Linked DNA regions of Mus musculus: regions 1, 2 and 4 are each linked to region 3. The links are chromatin loops, found by intact Hi-C in ENCODE. Cell type or tissue: left cerebral cortex. All regions are shown on one strand. Each heading gives the region's core, and the rest is flanking DNA. Links, peaks and the distances in the headings are about the cores only.

What was found. Hi-C counts contacts between places; a loop is a spot of excess contacts. Peaks named below come from ENCODE experiments on the same cell type or tissue, not always from the same donor. Only the 100,000 strongest peaks of a DNase experiment are listed, where the experiment ranks them.
Region 1: it touches region 3 in a loop (2.3-fold over the local background); 8 of 42 quality-filtered maps call a loop at or near these places.
Region 2: a loop joins it to region 3, with 8 times the contacts of the local background. A loop is called at or near these places in 18 of 42 quality-filtered maps.
Region 4: a loop joins it to region 3, with 4 times the contacts of the local background. A loop is called at or near these places in 3 of 42 quality-filtered maps.

Annotation. Positions count from the first base shown.
Region 1 is chr8:116,758,956-116,765,062 of GRCm38, forward strand. No RefSeq gene overlaps it. Among named protein-coding and RNA genes, the nearest start is that of Cdyl2, 29 kb to the left of the region's middle. In left cerebral cortex, for the core only: no CTCF peak of the experiment used is centred there; no DNase peak of the experiment used is centred there.
Region 2 is chr8:116,477,639-116,483,745 of GRCm38, forward strand. No RefSeq gene overlaps it. Among named protein-coding and RNA genes, the nearest start is that of Dynlrb2, 24 kb to the right of the region's middle. In left cerebral cortex, for the core only: CTCF peaks have their summits at 1,227 (motif pointing left) and 3,414 (motif pointing right); a DNase peak (open chromatin) is centred at 3,436.
Region 3 is chr8:116,869,423-116,875,529 of GRCm38, forward strand. It overlaps Gm51553 (a long non-coding RNA gene), which reads left to right and starts at 4,205. Exons shown (of 3, transcript XR_003947463.1): 1 at 4,205-4,483. In left cerebral cortex, for the core only: CTCF peaks have their summits at 3,576 (motif pointing left) and 3,790 (motif pointing left); DNase peaks (open chromatin) are centred at 3,483, 3,873 and 4,865.
Region 4 is chr8:116,618,744-116,624,850 of GRCm38, forward strand. Cdyl2 (chromodomain protein, Y chromosome-like 2) reads right to left here. Exons shown (of 7, transcript NM_029441.3): 2 at 5,041-5,623. Among named protein-coding and RNA genes, the nearest start is that of Gm31367, 16 kb to the left of the region's middle. In left cerebral cortex, for the core only: a CTCF peak has its summit at 3,227; DNase peaks (open chromatin) are centred at 1,172, 1,387, 2,539, 2,776 and 3 more places; H3K27ac peaks cover 3,138 bases.

The DNA of each region.
Region 1 (6,107 bases), core at 709-5,708, 110 kb before region 3:
CATGACCATGGCAACTCGTATAAAGACATGTTTCATTGAGGCTGGCTTGCAGTTTCAGAGGTTTAATCCATTGTTATAATGGTAGGAGGTATGGCATCGTGAAACATGGCAGTGTTCCGGCAGACATGGTGCTGGAGGAGCTGAGAGTTCTACATCCGCAGACAGCAAGGAGGAGACTGGATTCCACATTAGGTGCAACTTGAGCATAGGACACTTCCAAGCCCACCACCACAGTGGCACACTTCCTGCAACAAGGCCTCACCTACTCCAACAAGACCATACCTCCTAATAGCGCCACTCCCTATGGGCCAAGAACTCAAACCCATGAGCCTATGGGCACCATACCTATTCAAACAACCAAGTCTTCTAATTTTTGTTTGAAGTCACCTCATCAGTTATCAGATTAGCTCTACCAACTGATATTTGGCTTCTGTTTGCGTGGTGAACTGACCAACTTCTACCCTGTCGCTCTCAGGTTATGAATGCCTTTGTCAGTAAGGTATTTTTCTTAGAGATAACAAATACTTGTTTTGTTTTGTTTTGTTTTATTTTACTCTAATTAGTACATTTGTGTCTTTTATTTGGGAAGTAAAGATTGTTTATCTTTAGAATTTTGCTGGGAAAGTTTGCTGGTCCCTGTGGCTTTGTACTTGGTAGTGGTGCTTCGGTTTTAGAGGAAGGTTTTTAATTGTCTTTTTATTCTCCTGTATTGATATTAGTGGTTTGCTGGCTTTGCTGTGTCAGGATTGGTGAATTCTTCCTTAGCTTTCCTTTGCTCCTCTACTTCTCTCGTGAACTGTGTTCTTTCCTACGCCCTCCTGGTTGAGACTGTCTTTCGTCCTCCTCTGGCTGGAATTCGTTTAACTGTCTTCCTCAGCGTTGGCCTGATGACCATGAATTTCTTTCATTTCTGGTTGTCTTAAATGCCTTTATGTCTCTCTACATTTTGAAAGAGAACTCAGTTGGGCATAGCCACATTGACTGGCAGTTATTTATACTCAAGAGCTGAGACGTATTCGTCCATCCTCTCGTGTATCCTAGGGTTTCTGATGAGAGAGCAGACACACGCTTATGTGTTTCCCTCTATAACTGAGTTGGCGTGTTTCCCCTGATGCCTTTGAAAAAGTATTTATTTTTATTTAGTGTGTTTGATCGTTTTGCCTGCCTGTATGTATGTGCACAGAGTGAGTATAGGAGGCTTTGGAGACCAGAGAGGGCATCAGATTCTCTGGAACTGGAATTATAAATGGTTACAAGCAAACATATGGGCTCCAGGAACTGAACTCAGGACCTCTGAAAGAGAAGCGAGTGCTCTTAAGACCTGAGCCACATCTCTAGCCTTTTCTATGATGCTTTTAATATTGCTCCTTTGATTTGTCCTTTTAGAATCTTGACTGTGAACCTTCTGGAAAGGTTCTCCTCTGAAGATGATATTCTGTGTTCCAGGTGCCCTTTGTATTTGAATGTCTACTTCTTTCTCTTGATTGAAAAATTTTTTGCTATTGTTTCATTGAACAGATTCTTATGTTCATTGTTATCTCTGTTCCTTCTAATCCTTGGATTCTTAATTTTGCTTTCTTGTACACTGTGGTCTTGCTCAATTTTGTTTCTGTTTCCTTTATTGATAATTGGGTATAGTAATTCCTTGACCTTGCCTTCCATCTCTTCGATTCGATTCTATTCTATTCTACTCTAATCTACTCCTTCCATTCCATTTTAAGCAAGTCTATTGCTAGCACTTTCCACTGTGATTTTTTATTTGATTTGTTTTCATTTCCAACATTTGGATTTTTAATCAAAATCTCAATATAACCAAAATGTAAGAAATGACCGCAGACCATAAAATAGAAAATAAATGATGTTAATTGTACTATGAAGTTCAAAACCACTTACAGTAAGTATAGAATAGTAGGTAAATAAGATAAAGAGAAGGCAATAGAGGAAGAAAAACTAGAAGGGAAGAGGGCAGGATAAAAAATAAAAGAAAAGGAAAAGAAGAGTGGAGGGGGCATCATGGAAGGGAAAGGGAAGAAGGAATGTCTAAACAAAAGGAGGGGCATGTTTAATAATGGAAAATGTATAAACAATTTGGATATAATAAGGGAAATAAAAAATTGAAGCTTTTTAAAAATAAGATCAAATCAAAATAGTACAAAAAATAACGTTTCCCAAAAAAGCTCAAATATTCCACTGCTATAGGCAGACTACACAAGAACTACACATACATCAGTCTTCTCTCTATGTGGCCTACTGGTCCTGAATGCCAAGTACCACAGTGGGCTGGTGTATGGATGCCCTCGGGGGTTCCATGTGTACAGGTGCCTGCAGTCACACTTAGCGCCTTCCTGCTTCTCTGGTGTTTTATCTGATTTTTACACCTTTTCTGGTGCCCTTCTGGGTCATTCTCATGTTCTTGCCTTGATCAAGCCACCAACCGTATTTCAGTCTAAATTCACTGTAGGGAAACTGTTCAGCCAAGGTTTGATTGTGTGTGTGTGTGTGTGTGTGTGTGTGTGTGTGTGCGACCAAAGTAAAACTCCATAAGCGCTAAGATAGCACATTCTCTGCTTGGAGTCCATCTACTTCAGGATCCACACGCTGCTGGCTGACCGAGCCCTTTACAGCTCATTTTCTGCACAACTGCCACTAGAGTGTCTCTTAGTTACTCTCCCCAGTCCCCCAGACTCCAGGCTGGGTTTGAGAAAGGGCTGGTGTGACATATATGATCAAAAACAGTGTCACAGAATAAAATAAACTGCATAGAAACGTGTTTGCAATATATGCATTGGGGAAATGACACCAGAAAAGGCAAATTTTAACCAAGCCAGAAGAAAGAGAAGAAGAGAAGTTGGGGAAGCCCTCAGTGCTGACTGAGTCTCACTGTTGAGTACTCAGACGAAAACATACTGTTTCACAGTAGAACCCATAGTGAAAGTGCCTGTCTATACCATAGACAGTAGTTCTCAATCTTCCTAATGCTGTGACTCTTTAATACAGTTCCTCATGTTGTGGTGACCCCCAATGTTATGACTACTCCCAGTTGTCAACTTGACTGTATCTGGGATAAACTACAACCAGAAATGGAGGGCACATCTGTGATCCATATCTTGAGGCACAGTGGTCAGGAAAAGCTTAAGCCCAGGCAAGGTGGTACATGCCTTGAATTCCAGGAGACAGAAGCAAGCAGATCTCTGGGTTCAAAGCCACCCTGGAACAGAGCAAGTTCCAAGTAAAGAACAGTTTAGACCCAGGTGTGGAGATACACACTTCTAATCTGGGTCACACCTTCTGCTGGGGGCCTACATAAGGACAATGGAAGAAGGAAGGCTCACTCTTCTTCATCTGCTTGCACTTACTTGCCAGCCCATCTGTTAGGACTTCAGGATTCCAGCTTATACAGAAGACCATCTGAAACAGCTAGCCTCACGGGACTGAGCAACACAGCTGCCATCGTTGAGTTAATTGGACTCAAGTCTGTAAGTCATTCCAATAATTTCCCTTAATATAGAGAACCTTTCTATAAGTTCTGTGACTCTAGAGAACTCTAATACACCCAACCATAAAATCCTTTCATTGCTACTTCAGAACTGTCATTTTGCTAGTGCTATGAATAGTAATGTAAATATCTGATATGTGAGCCCCCCCCCCCCCACCAAAGGTTGAGAACCACTGGTCTTCAGGAACTAGCTGGAACCTACTTACCTTATATAGCAAATAAGCTAGTGAGTTGACTTCTCAAGGATACTGTTAGAGACTACATTCTGTCTCTGCCTGACCATCAATCAAACTGACAGTGTCCTTGAAGTCACAAGACAGTTGCTGGAGTTCAGGTATGACAGTCAATGTTCAAGATAAAATGAAGAGGAGACGGTAAAGGTTTATTCCTTATGTCATCAGAGACCAGTCCCATTTAATAAATGTATCCCTTCATTTCCCTGTCACCCACACCTATGTCATCGATCCCTGGAGCCTACACACAGATTACATCTTCTAGGATTAAATTGGGATGCTGTACTGCCTGGTTTTGTGTGTCAACTTGACACAAGGTGGAGTTATCACAGAGAAAGGAGTCTCCCTTGAGGAAATACCTCCATGAGATCCAGCTGTAAGGCATTTTCTCAATAAGTGATCAAGGGTGGGAAGGCCAAGCCCATTGTAGGTGGTGCCATCCCTGGGCTGGTAGTCTTGGGTTCTATAAGACAGCAAGCTGAGCGAGCTGAGCAAGCCAGATGGAGCAATCCAGTAAGCAGCATCCCTTCATGGCCTCTGCATCAGCTCCTGCCTCCAAGTTCCTGCCCTGTGTGACTTCCTGTCCTAACTTCCTTTGGTGATGAACAGCAATGTGGAAGTGTAAGATGAATAAACCTTTTCCTCCCCAACTTGTTTCTTGGTCATGATGTTTTATGCAAGACTACAAACTCTGACTAAGATAGATGCTACTAGCTAAAATGAAGTGTGAGTGGGGAAGGCTACCAACTAAGCTGTGTGCAGTGTCTGCACACAGACACTGCCCCGTTTTGAGCCTAACAATTCCTTTTTGGCTCTAAGAGGAAACCCAAGCCTTGGATATGTTACTCATCCAAGTGGATGTGAGGCTGCTGCTCTGGATCTTCCCAAGCTTTGCAGGTAGAGGAAGAACAGAGATCTTCAGAAAACACACACCAGCGTGAAAAGGAAAGCTACTTCCTGTCCTACAGAGATGTTTCCAAGGGACAATCTTCCCCAGATTATGAAAGCAGACTCTCCATTACTCCAGAACCAGGAGGAAAAAACAACATTCTGAGAGCTGTTGACAGTAGCCAAGAACCTGTCTTGATCTGCTTGACTGTTGTTATAACTGGATGCCATGGGCCGGGAAGTGTGTCATGAATAAAGGACTACTACATTCATGGTCCGAGAGGCTGGGTGATGTAAAGCAAAGGGTCCGTATCTGGCAAGCTCTCTCTTGCAGCGTGAGGACCCTGTGCAGAATCCCGAGGTGGCACAGGTGTGACATGATGAGACAAAGCAAGCATGCACACATTACTCACATCTATAACCAAGCGCATGGATAAGCTAATCCCCTGAAGACATCAGAGCCCACATGATGTCATAACTTCCCAAAGGCTCTAGCCATAGACATTACTGACAGGGCACTAGGAGGTTACTTTTCTCATTTGCTGTGGTCAAATATCTGACAGAAGCAACTCAAAAGAAGGCCTTATTTCAACTCACAATTTGAGGGGACAATATATCATGGTGGATAAAACATGACAAACGGGGTATGAGGTTTCCACAGTCAGAAAGCAGAGAGAGGGTTGAACGCTGCTGTTCAGCTCTTTCCTTCTTTTTACTCTTTTTCTTTCTCTGGTACCACAGTCCAGGAAATGCTACCTCCCACACGCATGGTGTATTTTCCCTGGGTAGTTCAATCAATCTCTTTGGAAATGTCCTCATAGGTAGGTTCAAAGGTGTGTCTCCTGGGTGATCCTCAATGACATCAAGTTGACAATGAAGATCAGCCACCACAGTCTCCAACACATAACGTCCAAAGGGAAACCATTCAGCGGCGGCGTACACTCTCTTCTCACGGTTCCGGAACCAGCGCGGCTCTCCCCGCCTTTGCCGGGCTGCCGATCCACATCCAGCAGCTCTGTCATGAGATGTGAACGGAGGAGCCCACTGTGCCTGCTGCTCTACATCCTGAATGTCCAGCAGCATCCTGATCTCGGGACCAAAAAAACAACACACCCACCCTTCCCATTCTCCTCTCGTGTCTCTGCCTGACCACAGTGGGTCATGACAAGATGGTGCCAACTCTTGGGTGCCTTCCTTCTTTCTAGCAACACCATCATTTGAGAATGTACTGTAGGGACCAAAATCAATATTCCTCTCTATCTTATTAAGACTCCTGCCTGGGACTCATGATAAGCAGCCTTATTAATTTTCTTTTCATGTAAATGTTTCCAGGAGAAAATAATGCAGCGTTTTACAAAGGTATGAAAGGTTGGTGATTGCATGCTAACTCTTTTCTCAGTGCGTAGAAACCCTCTCAACTCCTATTCATCTCTACGTTCCTTCCGTAATCCCTGTTCTGAAATGTGGGCACAATTGGGTCAGCTAAATGA
Region 2 (6,107 bases), core at 406-5,405, 390 kb before region 3:
CATGGAGCTGATCATTTAAAGTAGGAATTTTAGCCTAATTTCACTTCCAAAATGTCTCTTAGAAAGAATCCTGGAACCCTTAGTGAGTGCCAGGGGACTTGGTGAGCAGAAGCAAAAACAGTGAGTTGGTAAAGGTGGATATTTGGATTCCTTCACTTCAGCCTAGGTCTCAGGTGGGAAGTGATAAATAACGGAGTACACATTGGCTGTAGCTCATCTAACACACACACACACACACACACACACACACACACACACACACAAATTCCAATACCACCCAAAGCAAGGCATGAAAGTTCTCATTAATACACAGCACGGAGCTCTCAGCACCTAGTCCCAAGGGTGAAAACACCACTGAAAATCCAGTTCTTCTCAAAGCTCAGCATGCAACACCACCTCGTGTATGATCATAAAAGGCAGCCTGAGCTTAGATTTTTTAGATAAACACAGAGCTGCCAGTGAACCACGAGGCCAGCATCAGCTTCCGGTGAGACCAGGTTTCCTGTGGGACGCCTGGCATTTCCCAGTCCAGCTGATCGACAGATGGCCACACCCTATCTCTTGGGGAACTTTCTGGTTTCCTGTCTTCTCTCTTAGTTTCGTCGTATTTCCCATTTATGCAACAATGGGCATGCCCCATCTATTTGTTCTTAAATTAATGTTGCGGTTCTTTTTCCTAGGCTCAAGGAAGGTTAGGATTTTTGACAACCATGAATCTTTGTTCAAGATTTAGGGATGAGAGGTCTAGATAAAGCAAGAACCACAACCACCAAAAAGTCCTCTGCGATCATACATCTCTACTCCATGGACACAGACGTTTGTGCAAACGGAGAGTGTGGGCTGTGCACTTCCATAACCGCACCATTCTAGAGCTTCCAGGCTGGAGTACGATGGCCACCACCTTAAAACAAAAAGATGCCCTCCCAAGGTGCCTCCTCTTCCAAGGAAAAGAACTGCTTGCTCTTTGATGGTGCATTCTCCATCCAGTTGCCTGGCCTCTCTCGCACAATGAAGAAGAACCGGTTGGCCACCAGGATATTTACCCAGGATGCTTTGAAAATCATCTAAGAGGGATTCATGCAGTCAAGTGCCTATCACACCAGCATGAGAACCCCAGTTCAATCCCCACTTAGAAGCCAGGCTCATGAACTAGAGAGATGGTTCAGGACTGAGGCACACTTCCTGTTTTTCTGCAAGACCTATGTTCAGTGCCCAGCACACACATCAGGGCCATCAACTACAGGGGATTCACTGCCCCCTTTTGGCCCCTGTGAGTACTGCACCATGGATACAATCCTATAAGCAGGCTGTCATAAACATAATTTTTTTAAAAAAATGATCTTGGGTATTCTAAGATTCTGAGATAATATCCACTTATCAGTGAGTGCATACCATGTGTGTTCTTTTGTGGTTGGGTTACCTCACTCAGGTTAATATCTTCCAGATCCATCCATTTGCTTAAGAATTTCATGAAGTCATTGTTTTTAATAGTTGCGTAGTACTCCATTGTGTGAATGTACCATATTTTCTGTATCCATTCCTCTGTTGAGGGACATCTGGCTTCTTTCCAGCTTTTGGTTATTATAAATAAGGCTGCTATGAACATAGTGGAGCATGTGTCCTTATTACATGTTGGAACACCTTCTGGGTACAGCTGGGTCCTCCGGTAGTACCATGTCCAATTTTCTGAGGAACCACAGAACTGACTTCAAGAGTGGTTGTACCAGCTTGCAGTCCCACCAACAATGGAGGAGTGTTCCTCTTTCTCCATATCCTCACCAGCATCTGCTATTACCTGACTTTTTTATCTTAGCCATTCTGACTGGTGTGAGGTGGAATCTCAGGGTTGTTTCGATCTGCATTTCCCTGGGATCCATCCCATATGCAGTTACCAAACCCAGACACTATTGTGGATGCCAACAAGTGCTTGCTGACAGGAGCCTGATATAGCTGTCTCCTGAGAGGCTCTGCCAGTGCCTGACAACTATAGAGGTGGATGTTCTCAGCCAACCATTGGACTGAGCACAGGGTCCCCAATGGAGGAGCTAGAGAAAGGACCTGAGGAGCTGAAGGAGTTTGCAGCCCCATAGGAGGAACAATAATATGAACTAACCAGTATCTCCAGAGTTACCAGGGACTAAACCACCAACCAAAAAGTACACATGGAGGGACCCATGGCTCCAGCCACATATGTAGCAGAGGATGGCCTTGACAGACATCAACGGGAGGAGGCTAGATGCCCCAGTGTAGAGGAATGCCAGGGCAGGGAGTGGGTGGGTGGTGAGCAGTGGAGTAGGGAAATGGGATAGAGGGGTTTTCAGAGGGGAAATGAGGAAAGGGGATAACATTTGAAATGTAAGTAAAGAAAATATCCAATAAAAAATAGATCTTATTTTTTATAGGCAGAACCATAGCCATATGCCTGGAACCCCAGCAGAGTGGAGGCCAGCAGATCTGGGAAATCCACTGACTGCCCAGCCTAGGTGATAAGTGGGCTCCAGGTTCAGTGAGAACCTCTCTGGAAACGGGGGGGGGGGGGGATGTAGAGAACTGATCAAAGAGCTACAAATTACTTTGTTTTGAAAATCACAACAGATGCTGCCTTCAAATAAACTCTGCACAAAGCTTTGGTTGTGTGGTCATGCTAAGCCAATGCGTCTCAACCTGTGGGTCACAACTCCTCTGGGTGAATGACTCTTTCACGGGTGTTACCTAAGACCATCAGAAAGTGCAGATATTTGCATTACATCTCATAACAGTAGCAAAATTATACTTATGAAGTAGCAGCGAAGTAATTTTATTGGTCGGGGGTCACTACCACATAAGGAACTGTATTAAAGGGTCACAGCATTGAGAAGGTTGAGACCCACAGGTTCCCATAGAGGGTTTTTGTCACTGCTGTATCTCCATGGTCCCATTCTTTCCCTACTCCCTCACGAGCTTCTTGAGACCAGAGTCTGTGTCATCCTCACGTCTCCAGTGGCTACACAAACAGGGGCTTGTTTGGAGAGAACTCAAGTAAAGGAAAGGCAAATTAGAGGACACTGAGGTGGTTTCTCCGCGCAGTGAAGTTTCATTAAGCTGGCGAGGATATCCCCGTGTGGCAGGTAGCCTGGAGGAGCGCTAATGACCACCAGTGCTGACACCAACGGCAGGAGCAGGAGAAAGCCCACCCTCCAATACATCGTGTCCTACCCACAAGAGAACGGCCCCTCAGCTTCCCATCCTAAGCTACGTAAGCCGCAGGCCTTAATCGTGAATCTAAGATAGATGCCAGAAACGCGGCCCTCCAAAACTGCAGGCACAAAAATACGATCCAAGTACGTAAAAGAAGTTTGAATTTGAACCAACTCCAAGGGCTTAAGTTGGGCGCTTGGTCCCTAGCTGATAGTTCTGTTTGGGGAGGTTGAGCCTTGCTGACAAGCCTTGACCACTAGGTGGTAGCCTTGAGCATTAGAGCCTCTGGCTTCTGATCCTACTCGCTTGCTTCTGTCCTGATTAATTCTAATGTGAACAAGCTGGGGCTGGAGAGAGATCGCTCAGTGGTTAGAGGCACTTACTGCTCATTCAGAGAACCTGAGTTCAAAGCCCAGTACCCTAATTAGGTGGTTCACAACAGCCTCTAACTCCAGCTTCACACCCACAGGAGATCTAAAAACCTCTTCTGAACTCCACAGAACCTATATATCTGTGGATAATACCCCTACACACACACACACACACACACACACACACACAATTATAATATTAATAATAATATCTTAAAAGTTTATCTTAAAAATTATTTGGATTTGGGAGGGTTATGATTCCAGTTCAGAAGTTAATAATCAACAGAACAAAATTTAATATCTATATTGTTGGCCTTTATGAATATTATCGAACCTCCCCTGCTCCAGATGCTGATTGGGTGGCAGAGACACACCGAGTCCCTGCCCAGTTCTCTTGGAGCCTTTCATTCCTTAAAGAGAGCTGCAGAACTAATTCTGGGTGCACTGACAGTGAGGAAGGATTAGAGAGAATTCAACAAACACAAACAACCTCGAAATGCAAAGCATGCTGGGAGCCACCAAACCCAAGAAGTAATCTCATAGGAGGAAAGGGAAAGGAATGTGTCTGCACTCCCCATAACAACTGGAACTCTGCCCATCTGAATGCATCCAGCACTATGTCCCTTTATTTCTTAGTGGTCACTATGGACCCAAAGCTCATTACGCAAGGATACAGTGGCATTATTTGTAGAAAAAAATACTCTAGATAATCAACTTAGATTTGTAGTTTCCAACAGGGTACTTCTACACAGTATGCAATTTGAAAGTTTATATATGCATACACATAATTAATATTAGTATGAACCTGTATACAAAAAAATATGATTGTGGGTAAATGAAATCTAGGATGCATAAAATGTAAGGGAAGCCAGGCTCAGGCAGACAGAGAGAGTATATCTAGACAAACATACAAACTGACCAGCGTGGTTACCTTGGAGGGGCAGAGAGAGAGGGTCTGGAGTCACAGAGGGCCTCAGGAGAGGGAGGGACACATTTTCCAGTCACTGCACTGATAGTGGAAATGCATGTGTTAAAGGAAACTGATCAAGCAGGTATTGGGAGACAAGCAGAACTCGTTGTTAACAATGGGAATGACCCATCCCATTATCTGTCTGATAGTATAATGTGTGTTTTTAAGGAAGTCTCTAGATTCTTTGTAATAAAGGAGGGGTGCTTAATGAGTATAATGTGTGTTTTTAAGGAAGTCTCTAGATTCTTTGTAATAAAGGAGGGGTGCTTAATGGGCAGAAAGCAATATTTAAACACTACCAGCAGAAGTTGGAATTCAGAGAGTTAAAGAAAAAGAGAGTGACTCAGGGCTTAGCGGCAAAGGTGCTAGCTATGCAAACAGGAGGACCTGAGTTCAAATCCCCAGCAATGATTTAAAAGCTGCTTGTCTCCATGTGTGCTTGTAACCCCAGCATCGTGGGAGGCAGAGACCAGGGTTCAGGAAGAGACTCTGCTTGTCTCAGGCGTAAGGCAGAGAATGAAAGAACAGGAGATGACAAATGTGAGCTTGTGAGTGTCACAGACTTTTCTGTTATACCCCCAAACACATACTGAATAAAACAGGGGGTGGGGGCGGTGCTGTTCAGGGCTTAGACCCCTCCTGTTGCCAAGAATTCGGCCTTCATTTCCTAGAGCTGGCTCTCTGGATGACTAAGATTTAGAGCCAGAAATGTCTCTGGCTCTGAAGTTCTAATTAAAGGCCTGGTTCTTGTCCCACTGTGTAACATTAACCCTCTGTTAGTGTCCCTGAAGAGAGGAGGCACCTCTCCTGAGACTGCTTCTCCTCCTCTTTCCCTCTCCACACCACTCTGTTTTCATTAGCTAATCCTAATTAGGATGCTTTGTTACTGACACCCATAGCCACTCCCAACCACCATAAAGTATGCGAGAGATTGCCCATCTCTCCTTGGGACTCAAGGCAGGCTATACTGACTCAAATGCTTTTAGAGCTTGGCCTCCCCACTTGTTTAAGACAACTCCCTGTTTCTTAAGAAATGTTTGGGCCAATAACCTTTTCTAAAATGAGCCGTCTCTTGCTTTCCTGTGGTCTCTAAGCAGTCCGAGGTAGAAGATGACACTTTGTCTTTGAGCTAAAATCCACATCTGCCATTTATCAGCTGTCATCCTCAAATGCGCGGGGGCCTGATTCTTGCACTTCAGAAGACACATCTACAAGAACTACATTTGGAATAGGAAGGAATAAGCAGAGAGCCCGCACCCAGCCTTGCATATACACTCTGCACAGACATTGGTTCTTCTCTGTCTCCATCCTTCATGGCCAGCAGCTGCTTTGGCCCAAGGTTTCAAATGTTCCCCTAATTAAGAGAAACATACCTTATCCTGGGATGGATTTTCAAATTCATTTATTGCTCATTTCTCTGTGGTTTAATTTAATTAAATTGGGCAGCATATCAAATATTGATTTTAATAAAATCTTGATTAAGATTCGAGCAATTATCAAACACAATTTTTCAGACCACTGCCGGCATCTCAACGGATCCAACCTCGAAAACCAATTTGCTTTTAGAATAAAGAAGGGGGTGTTCTGCG
Region 3 (6,107 bases), core at 481-5,480:
GCTGTCAGAAACAAGGTAGAGAAAAGAAGTCCCCAGCAGGGTTGGGAGAGTGGTGTCCAGTCTGCCCAGGAACAACTCACTGTTAAAGTGACTGCCAGCTTGCTACCTTCACTCCACTCCTTCCTACATACACTGGCCCCTCTGCCCAGAATTCTCCTGCCTCCAACCTTCCCATCATTCGGATTTCTAACGACACAGTATCACAAAAGTGGTCCCTGAACACCCTCCTGGGGTTAGAAACTCATCCCTTCCATCACCTGTTTGGTGTTGCTTTTTTTAAACATTTTGTCTTTAATCCCAGGACTTGGGAGGCAGAGGCTACGTGGATCTCTGTGAGATCAAAACCAGCTTAGCCTGCAGAGTAATCTCTAGACTACTCGGGGCTACATTGTGAGACCCTGTCTCAAAAAGCAAAGCAAAACAAACAAATGAAAGAACCCAAGCTTTAACTTTTAAGATTATATTTATTTGCTGGTTGCTGTAATGCATGCCTTTAAAACCAGAACTCGGGAAGCAGGGGCAGGTGGATTTCTGAGTTCCAGACCAGCCTGGTCCAGGACAGCAAGAGCTATATAGTGAGATCCTGTTTCATATATGAGTGATATATAGATATAGATATAGATATAGTGAGATATATATATATATATATATATATATATATATATATATATATATTCAGAGGTGCATGTTGGGAGATCAGGAATTGGTTCTCTCCTTCCACCTTGTGGGTTCCAGGGATCACACTCAGGCTGTCAGGCTTGGCAGCAAGCACCTTTACCCACTGACCCATCTTGCCAATCCAAAGAAACCCCGTCGTTACTATTACAATTATTTGATATTGATATTGATATTCCGGTTGATTGACTGCTGATGCGCAGACAAGATGATCTGTACCTGAATCTCTGGAAGCTGGCACTAAACATGTCTATGTTTGGAAATCAGTGCTTGAAAACCAAGAGCAAAGAAAGGACCTTATGGGGTCATCCTGGATTGTCCAGGTGGATCTACATCCACAACAAGTGTCCTGCATGAGACAGAAAACGACAGGGACTGGAGAGATGGCTCAGTGGTTAAGAGCACTGACTGCTCTTCCAGAGGTCCTGAGTTCAATTCCCAGCAACCCCATGATGGCTCACAACCATCTGTAACAGGATCCCATGCCCTCTTCTGGTGTGTCTGAAGACAGTGAGAGTGTACTCACATATATAAATAAATAAATCATAAAAGAAAATAAAAACAGAAGAGGAAAAGACAGTGGGAAATGGAGGCAAAGGGGGCAGGCTTCTGGGGCTGGGGGGTGGGGGAGGAGTTGGAGGAGCCACCAGGAGCTGGGGAAACCAAAGAACCAAAGAACAGACTCTTTGGAGAGAATGGGCCTGCTAGTCTCTCATCAGACTTGTAGTCTCCAAAACGGAGAGAGAATAGACTCTACTGAGCAAAGCTACCTAGTTGGCGATCATTTGTTGCAGCAGATAGATACAAATGAACAGCAAGGGAAGAAAGACAAGCTGATCTTGGTCTCTCCAACAAGGTCTAGTTTCCTTTGTGCTCATGAGTCTCAGTGACTAACTCCTGTTAGTACTTACCTACTCCTTAGGGGTCTGGCCCCCAACGTCAAGTGCTGGAAACGTGGTCCACAGTGTGATAGTATTGAGAAGAGGCGAAGCTAGGTGGAATGAGCGTTGTTCGCAGGATTGATGCGGGTCTGGTGCGGGCAGGAGAGAGAGCTTGCTGTTACAGAAGAGTAGTTTGGAGACAGGAAGACGGCTCTGTGAGGAAAGGCTCCTGCAGGTAAGCCTGATGGTCTGGTTTCCATCTCCAGAACCGCAGATGAAAGATGTGTGAGCTCCTACAAGCTGCAATCTGACCTACATGTGAACATGGTTTGAGCTCAGACAGACAGACAGACAGACACACACACACACACACACGTAAAAATAAATGAGGAAGCTTGAGTATCTCTCTGACTTTCTGTCTTGCCAGGATCACTCCTCCTCACCCCCATTTTCATCTTCATCCCACCCGCCATGTTCAGAGGCCACCAAAGGAGCCCTCACCAGAGGCCAAACAGATGGGGCTGCCTAATTTGAGGCTTCATATATAACTTGAACAAACTTCTTTATTTTGCAAAGCACCTAGCTTCTAGTATTCTGTTACAGAAACAGAAAACAGACTAATACAGAGATAAACATTTAAGTTAAAAAAAAAAAAAAGGAATAATTACAAGGCAAAGTACCTTCAGCCTCAAGAGTATTTCCTTCTAGAAAAGCATAAATGGCCTGGGCTTAGGGCGGTACATTAGCACAGGCTTGCCCTCTTGCTTACAGTGTCTTGTCTGCTGCTTCCTAGGTCTGTCCCCATGGGGAAGCAGAGCTGCATGTAGCTCCAGCAAGCTGAGAAAGGAGGCTGAGAAGGACTAGTGGCTGGGCGGTGCTTGGGCTTTGTTTCTGCTGCTCTGACTTGGAAACCTACCGAGCTCTCTGTCTCTTGTCCTTGTGTGTGTTTGTATCTCCCCTTCTGCTCCTCCCTCTAGTGCTTATCTGTTTAAGGTTGCTAGGACTGCAGCAGCCTAGGCTCTGTCCTGACAGCTCTGGTCACACAGGCATTCTGGGATAGTCACTGAAGGGCTTTAACCAGCCCAAGTGTGACAAACACGGCAGACATGTTGATGGCAAGTTCTGCCTTTTACCCTTCTACCATATCCCCTCTGCCTTGGCCACTTCCTCCTCCTAAGGCTGATTACCAAGGTTCAGCTATCACAGCTTTGAAGTCCGGCAATCAAAAGCCCCCTTTGGCTCACCTAATTAACATGCCCAATTAAAATTTAACAGCTCATCCTAACACAAGATTTCCTCTTTTATCTTTATAAACTGCCATTCGCCTATGGGCCGTGTCTGTCTCATCTCTATCCAGAGGTAGTTCTTTGTCCATCCAGGGCAAATATCCCTTCTGCCTCCCTTGTTCCCTTCCCCTTCTCCCTCATCTTCTATCTCCTGTCTTTGTCTCTTAATACCCATCCCTCTGGAGCAAATCAATCTCTTTTGTGCTGAGAACTTGGTCTGGAGGGGGGGGGTGTGTGTGCCCACTTCAAGGTCCTTACATCACCTGTTAGGAAGGCCAAAAGAGGGCATCAGATAGCCCAGAACCGGAGCTATAAATGGCTGTGAGCCACCTTCTGAATGCTGGGAATTGAACCTGGGTCCTCTTCGAGAGCAACAAGTGCTTTAAACTGCTGAGCTGTCTCTCCAGCCCCCCACGTCTAGCTTTTTATGAAAATGCTGGGTATTTAAACTCTTCATGCTTCTTCATCAAGCACTTTGCCACTGAGCCATCTCTCCAATTCTTTTCAAACTCATTCTTACACTGTCCTAGGCATGGGACAAATCCCTAGAGTAAAGACCAACACCCACCCTACCCAAGACAGAACCCGATGTTGACTCCACCCACACATAGTCTGTTAAACTCCACCCACACATAGTCTGTTAAAAGGCCAACTCTCTTTTGTGGTTTTCAATGAAGGGCTGTAGTGCCCCCTGGAGGACATAGAGATGTGTGGCAACATTTGCTTGGGAACTTTCAAGGGGTATAGAGGGTGGACAGGTTAGGGGGTGGTGTCCAGCTCGAATATTGAATAGACTACAGTGGAGGAGCTGCCTGGCTTAAAAACTAGACAATAGGACTGGAGAGGTGGCTCAGTGGTTAAGAACACTGACTGCTGCTCTTCCAGAGGTCCTGAGTTCAATTTCCAGAAACCACATGGTGGCTCATAAGCATCTGAAATGAGATCTGGTGCCCTCTTCTGGCCTGCAGGCATGTATGCAGGTCAAATATGTGTAACAATAAGTAAACAAATCTTTTAAAAAAGAAAGAAATTAGACAATAACCTTTCTGAACCCTGGCAATGGTGGAAGGCCAAGGACATAGCCTGATGTCTTCAGAGCTGTGGTTCCAGGCCTGGACTGGACCCTGGCAGGGAGAGATTCCATAGATATTTATTGAAGAAACAACAGGGAGTATAGACGTCTATGTACTGTCTCGGGGAACTAGGGCACCTGCTGCGCACACACTGTAAAATGGGGATGTTAATACATCAGTAAGAACCTGGAGGGGAAAACAGTATCTTGTTAGGAAACAAGCTGGAACTCCCTTTACGTGTGTGGATAATATACTGCTCTCTCTTCCTAGGAAGCTACTGGACTCTGTCCTGAAGCCTCGCTTAGAACTATGAAAGAGTTGAAGAGAGGCAGGCAGTTAGAAACACATAAATACCCACTGCCACTCGACAGCTCAGCTCTGCACCTGGATCCGTTCCCCTGAGGCTGATCCCCAGTGCTGTGGCCAGACGGATTCTGCCACCGCAGTTTGTAACTGGGGTGGGGAGGAGAAGGGGGCAAGTCTCACCCGACAGGACAATAAGGCAAGTGATTGACAGCTGAGCTCATCGTCACGGCTCATGACACCTACGGGCTGAGACTGACTTCAGGTAGGTGGCCAAGCTTCCTAATCTTCAGCCTCCTCATCTCTAATACGGAGAGAATTACGCTTTTCTTAAGGGTAACAGGGGGATGAACCAAGTCAAAGAGAGCTCAGTGCTTGGTGCCCGGCCCTTAGTGGACATTATGAGTGTCGTTAATACATTGAAAAGGAGCCTCAGACAAACGGCAAGTCATAAAGCCTGTGGCCACCTCAGACCAGAACTGACACTTGGCCTTTTACCCCAAGGACACAAGCAGACAGAGAACATCATGTTCTTAAGAGATACAAACGAAATAACTTTATTCTGCCTCTAAGTCACTTGGTTCCCTGGTTGAACAAGAGGGTGGTGACTCACGCTTCCCATTATAACTGTGTTTCTGTATCCCTCTGGTGATAAATAGATCATTTTTTAGCCGCTTTTGCTAAAATGAAGGTCTTCCCAATGTCAAACTCTGCGCGCAGGTTTTACAGATTCCCATTTCCCCTCCCACTGCCCTCCCCCTCTCCCTGGCCTTCCTAGGCATCTTGCTCTACCAAGGAGTGGGTTTGTGTTTTTGTTCCGATGACTCTGAACAGCCCCACTAATGGGGATGCCTGGCATCTGTTTCCTATTGAAACGTGAATGCTTTGGAGCAATATTTACCAAACCCACTTGCCAACCGCTGCACTTAGATTCGACAAAGTGACAATAAAGGCTGCCATTGCACACCAGAGCTCTCCTCAGGCCACGCTGGGCAGAGTCTTTAGGTTCGCAAATGGATGAGTCCATTGCTTAAGAGACAATCGCTTGTCCAGCTGAGGGGGCAAAGGCGCCCTTGTCTGGTTCCCATGCTGTGTTGTTCGGGTTCTCCTGGCTCAAACCCAGCACCCTTCAACTCAGTCTGGAGGTTGAGAGTGAAGTCAAATATTATTAGAGTGTGCCCTGGAACACACTCACAAGTTGGCCTTTTAGTGAAAAATGATCTGATATTAAACAAATTAAGATAATTCACAGTAGGACTGAGATGAGGAGCAACTCACATCTCTCTCTCTCTCTCTAATGCTCTCTCTCTCTCTCTCTCATGCTCTCTCTCTCTCTCATGCTCTCTGATCAAATTCTCAGCATCCATTCAGAATGCTAAGTAAATGCTTTCCCTGGTAGGCAGGCCAGCCAGCAGGCAAGCAGGCAGCAGGGTCCACACAAGCAGCAACAGCAGTCACTGTCTGCCCACTTTTGAGAACGTACTATTACCAGATGTGGCAGGCTGGGTAGGAGCCTTCAGAGATTCAGTCCCCAGAACCCATCTGTTGAAACGGAATAAGAAAAGGATCTCTGTAGGTATAAACTCGGGATCTTATGCTGAGGCCATGGGTTGTCTCCAAGGGGACCATCACAAGGGCTTCACATGAGAGATGGAGTGCAAGAGAGGTCAAAGTTGGCTAAGGCAAAGGCCACAGACACGGAGGGACCAGTTGCTATACAGATCCCCAACAGGCAGACCGGTAAGAAAAGGGGCACAGACAGGTAAGGAAGATGGTGAACTTCTGGCTTCTTCCTCGCCCACCAGGAGATTTGGATTTTGGTACCCTCTCTGCCCTGGGTAGGTGAGGGTAGGGGACATTTTTCTCTGTGTGCGCTTTTGTTTTGCAAG
Region 4 (6,107 bases), core at 314-5,313, 250 kb before region 3:
ATCTGTAGCCTCCTCCTGCACTTTAATATGGGTGTAACAGCTGCCTCTAGAAGCCACCACGAGGACCACAGAGCATCCTTTGCGAACATCAGAATCTCACAATATAGCTCCTTTACCCTGCTTCTCCCATTCCACGTTCTCCCTCATACTTCAACGAGTCACAAAGGCAACTGGAAGGTCCCAGGCATAAGAACGCCTACTCTTCGGCGAGGCCCCTGGGCTCTCACAACCGCCTATGTTTTCACCTACCACCCACAGCTTATTAGTCAATGGTGGTGGTTTCCAAAATGGGGTTCCTAGGCCAACAGTACCAACTTGGCTCTGTTCAGTTTCCAGCCCACCCTCCAGGTGTGCTGAGTCTAGCTCTGCCTTTGTCAGGTCCCAAGTTCTCCCCACGAGGACAGTGTGGGTTGCTTTTTAAATGTCCACCTCGGTTCTGATCTGCAGATAAGGGAAAGCAATAACCGCATGGAGAGTGTGAAGGTTGAAGTGAACACCCTGGAAGAGAAGGCTGGCATCCTGTCAGAGGATGGATGGATGGAAAATGGCAAAGGATGCCCACCTGTCTGGGAGGGGACATGCATGGGCGGGAACAATGCAGGGAATAGTGAATCACGGAAGGCCTGGGAGACAGACAGACAGACACCAAACATGTAGAGAAATGATATTCGGAAATCAGAGAACTGTGGGCACGGGGCTTGAGGGTCCACGGGCCCTTGGAGAGCACTGACTGGGCAGCCATGCTTTGCTCTAGGGCTCAAAGGGAATGAGGGTACCTGCTGGGGAGGTGGAGTGTCCCCAGGGGTTAAAGCACAAATGGGTCTTTAAAAGAACCAGGCTGTGGCCTCTGTGGACAGTCAGGACAGGGGAGTTCCCACCAGAGCAGGAGAGGGAGGGATCCCTAAAGGGACAGCTGCTCAGCACAGCTGAAGCCTATCTTTCTTAAGAAAGAGACATGGAGACAGAGAGGCAGAGACAGACAGACAGACAGACAGACAGAAACAGAGAGAAATCCCTTATGTGGGAAGTACACAGTCAAGGAAGAGACCTTGTTTTTTAAAAAAACCATGCTCTTACAAGTTTAAAAATGCGGGAGAACATCCCAGATCTGGCAGCGAGGCGTCTATGAGCCATCGCTCACAACCACACACGTCCGTGGGGGCGGCCATCCACACTCAGCTATTAAAACTCATCGTTTGACAGGAGTGATTCACACCTGCCCCCCCGCCCCCCCCCCCGCCGCCGCCCCAGGTCCCCATTCACTCGGATGGGGCGGAGCTCATTCTAACAAGCTCCCAGAGGGATACTGAGGCAGATGGTCCGTGGACCGCAGAGTCGTTTGTCACCCCAGGAGAAGAGGGAACAGAGGTGGGCACTGAGCCATGCATGCCATATTCATCTTGAGCTTCAGCGGGGAGAGGCATGGTGTGAACCCAGAATGTGCCACCCACTGGAGCCCTGGGCTGTGGATTGTTCCTATACCATAAGGAAGTCATATTACATAAGTTACTTCTTTCTATGGGGAAGTTAAGTCATCGAGAGAGGGGGGGAAAGACATTTAAAAAGTGAACACCCCATATCCCAAACACTGCCCTGAGGTGCAGTCAGGAGCCCTCTGGGATGCTTCTGCAGGGCAAACAGGGGGAACCCCTAAGTCCTACACCCCACTGGTCAAATGGCACTAGATCCTTAGGTTTGGGTCAGAGAAAGATTAGGAGGAAAATAATTCAATGCCTAACCTGTATGTGGCACTGCCCTCAACAGAGCTTCCCTAAGGCCAGGAGCATGACAGAGACTTGTTTGGTCTCCCTACACCTCTGAATCTCAGACTGCTCTCAATGGCAAGGATGCTGCCTCCGCTTCCCCCAGTGCTTGACCCCCCTGGGTAATAAGCTAGCTGCAACCCAAGTGTCAGAGGGTGACTGAGGCAGGAGCCGTTTCTCCCACGAGTGACTACATTCGAGTTGTATATAAATACGGCAATGCTGTTCCATGTATTACATGGGACTCCATCCATGGAGGTTCAACCTCTGGTGCTTACTCAACCTAAAAGTCCGAGCCCACCAGCTTGGCCGAGGGTAGATTTTAAGTTACAAAAGATGGGCCCTTACTCCTCTCTTTGCATCTCTCTAATCTAGCCAGCGGCTAGCAGGGCAGTGGTCCTGAACCGGTGCTCCGAGAGTCAGACTTGAACTGAAGGGCTCTGGTGTCCGATGGCAAATGACACGGCCCAGTCATCCTGGTACAGAGTCTAACACACAGAAGCCGCCGAGGTACCCATCAAGAGCCAGTCTCCTGGAGCCTCTCCGCCTAAGACAGTCCATCAGATACTGTGGGATCTGCCTACATTTGTCACAGGTATCCAGGGGGATATTAGACACGTGAAATATGAGACCAACAGCCTATCCTCATGGGAGCTTGTGGGCGCCAACTCGAAAGGATGTAATTAAGCAAAAAGTTTGGGACGGCTACAAACACAATAGAGGTGGGTGGCAGCTTCCTCTCCCTTCCAGCTGGGGCCCTGGGATGTGTGAATATACATTATCTGGAGAAGATAGCAAGACACCAGACTGAGGAGGAAAAAGGTCCAGAATAGCTACAAACGCGCAGGGACTTCGGCGGGTCGGCTGGCTAGCAAGTTTCTCAGGTGATGAGGTATCTGGCCCCATTAGCGAGTTGGCATTCAAGGCGGGTCGCCAGAGCAAAAGGCTAACAGTTGCACTCCACCTCAGAAAGCAGCACAGGGCATGGGGAGAGACACCCACCCTGTGCATCACACTGCTGTCTGGCAGTCAGTCAGCAAACCATCCTCCCTTAGTGCTCCTGCTTACTCTTAGGGAAGCTGCAAGTCTGGCAGGGGGAGTGTTATCAGCTCAGTTACTGGGACCCTGCCCAGGCTCCTGCTCTTGTACCCCATGAGCCTAAGAGGCTTCCCCTGACCGCCCCTTCCTGCACCAATGGGGGAGGGGGATTCTGCAACTGCTAGCAGCTGTCACGCGAACATCAAACGGGGATGTTTATGCCAAGCCTCGTTTACACAAGCTACTTCTTCCCCCGAGAGATGAATGTTTAAGACAAACAGCGCTTCCATATGCTCGAAGCACAGGCATATCAGCACTGGGGGATCCCCAGATGGAAGCATGAGTCAGGCTGGGGCAGATGCCTAAATAAATCGCGTTAGGGTGAGATTCCTCTCTGGAGCAGGAGGAAGCTCTAAGCAATTGCCCAGGTTCCCCTAAAGATGGCAAGCTCTCCCCAACGGAGCATACTCAGAACGGTCCAGACCCCACACTCAGCATCATCACAGACGGGCACTTAACTCATGACCTAGCCTGCTCGTTACCACCTGCACCTCTGCATCCGTGTTCACTCTCATTCCATCAGGGGCATCTGAGGGCCCTGCACACTGGGCATGCACTGTTGTGTGCCCATTAGGTATTTCCTGAAGCTCCTGAGACTTCAGGCTCTGATCTCTGTATATGAAGATGCCTGTGGGTATACACAAGGGTGTTTGAGAATGGAGGGGGCATGACACTGGAGCACACAGCTTGCCCAAAGACACAGGCCACTGAGGTCTTTGTGAAGGCGCAGTCTGGCCACTGAGGATGTCACAGCATGAGAAGCTCAGGGTTCACCGCCTCCAGAGACTGTAAGAGGAGGAATTCATGTCCTAACGCAAGCTACCTACAGTCTACGTTGCTTCCAGGACAGGGCAGAAAGGAGCAGGCAAGAGAGCCGGCACAGGGCGGGGTTGGAGCTGCAGTTAGGACCAACCCACTATAGTCTGGGTGTTGGGGTTCCCCCTCCCCCGAGAGTCACAGCTTGAAACTCTGTATCCCATTTAACAGTACCAAGAGGCAAAGCCTGTGGGATGAGATAAGCTCATGAGAACTGTATCTATCATCTTGAAAGGGATTGGCGGCTTTATAAAGGAAGCTCTGCCCAGTCTGGGCAACCGTGAGTCCAGGGCAAGCCTGGTCTGAACATAGAGACTGGATAAAGAAATTAAAGAAGCACGACAGGAGTTGTACTGTCCTATGTCCCATGCATGGACACAGCTGGAAGTTAGTCATGTTCCACCTAAGAGGAACGGCCCTCCGCCTACGCTGGTGACACCAGAAGAGCAGGCATCTCCCATCATGCGCTAGCTTGGAGAACTCCATCTGTAAATGGCGTGGACAGGAGGACAGCCCCCAAGGCAGCCCCTCCCTGGACAAAGGCTGTGAGTCCCAGGGGAGGTGCAGGCCCTCTGGGGAGGACTTCTGTCTCCTGGGATGTTGGGCTGCACCCCACCCCCAGGAATGTGGATCTGGTGTGGTGACTACAGCCTGGGGTATCCTACAGTGTAGTAGGATTCTCTCTTTTTTCTGTATTTAACAGTATAGGGGGGATTGGATGTCCCCTTTACATCACAGGATCTCATTACAGTGGCCCAAGCTGGTCATGCACTCAACCTGTAGTCCCGAGTGACCTTACATTTGCAATCCTCCTACCCCAGCCTCTCACATAGCTGGGATGACAGGCCTAGCTGTAGTTAGGCCTTTGTAACCTACCGCAGGCCTCATATAGCACCTGGGGCTTGATATCCCTGTATGCAAAGGTGTCTAATAACCAGCACAGGCTTGAGGTCAAACGTCCGTGGCCTTGACGTGAGAGACCAAGAAAGGCAGAACTAAGAGGTAGCTAAGAGTTAAAGACAGAAGGTGGGTAGCAACTTAGATATTTCCCTAGGTTGAAAGAAAAGTCAGACCAAAGGGCTGAAGACATGGCTGGCTTGGTGAGTAGAGTCCTTACCCAGCATGCCCCGTGTTCCACCTTTACCTGAGACAGGATCTAACAGTGCCTGCATGCAATCCCAGCACCCAGGAGACAGAGGCAGGAGACAGGGGGGTCAAAGCCATCCTAGAATACTTGGTGAGTTTGAGGCCAACCTGGACCACATAAGATCCTGCCTACAACAACAACAACAACAACAACAACACCACAAGCTGGCCACCAGCCAAGACCAACCCAACCCTGAGAGAAAGAAAAGCCACAGACCAACTCCATTCTCCACCAGCGCGGAGTGGGTCCCGTCGCAGTCACTGGCCTCCTGCTCTCCAAGCTGGTCGTTCAACTCCAGATCCGGCTGATGGGACCCGTTTCCAAAGTGTGACTCGTCCTTCTCAGAGCCGGCATCTCCGTTCTCCAGGCCGTTCTGAGCCTTCTTCAGGGGCATGATCTGTAAGCCACTGGGGGTAGTCCTATAGGACACAGTCTTGGTGGCCCTGTCTGGAGCCTTACCCGAAGACCCCTTCTTGGGCCTGGACAGGGGAGAGTTGACGCGCTTCCGCTTGTGGGAAGATGGTTTGCTCTTCCCGGGTTCCAGAGGCCGATGGGAGAGTCTTTCCACTGGCAGGCCGCGGGCGTCGCGGAGGAGCTTGGAGGCTCCGGCCTGCTTCCCTGACTTCACCCTCTTATCCTTGGACAAGTGGAGCCCGTTGAACTCGTCGATAAACTCCTCACAGTGCAGGAGGTGATGCTCCGGTTCCCACGTGTCCTCCGTGCTGCCGTAGCCTTTCCATCGGATAAGATATTCCCATTTCCCCTTCTTGTTCTTCCTCTTGTCCACAATCCTTTCAACCTGGGGATGCAAGACGAAGAGGGTGAGAAGACGTGGGACCCAAGGATCATTTTCCAAAGGGGCCCCAAGCTGTCTGAGGTCCGGCTACAGATGGGCAGACAGACCTCAGAGTCCCCGCTAAACATCTGCCAGTCTGGCTGCCAACATCCAACCTAGAAATTCAGAGTGGAAACGAATTCATTAACAGTCAAGCTTGCTTATAGCCTGCAGATGTGCTGTGTACTTGAAGGGCTTTCAGACAGACAAGAATGTGACACATAGAGGGGAAGCCATCTGCGATTTCTGCTGAGCAATAGACAAGTATAAAGTGACAGGTGACATGTAAGATTGTGCCTAACTGGTTACTCGGTGTTCAAGGAAAGCCTTGTGCTCAGGTATACAAAACCTCCCCCAGTACTCCTGCAGAACCCACACGGCACTTTATCTGGGTTGCTGACCGACTTCATGAGGTCATAAAAATAAATAAATGGGCCAGCCTTCGCTA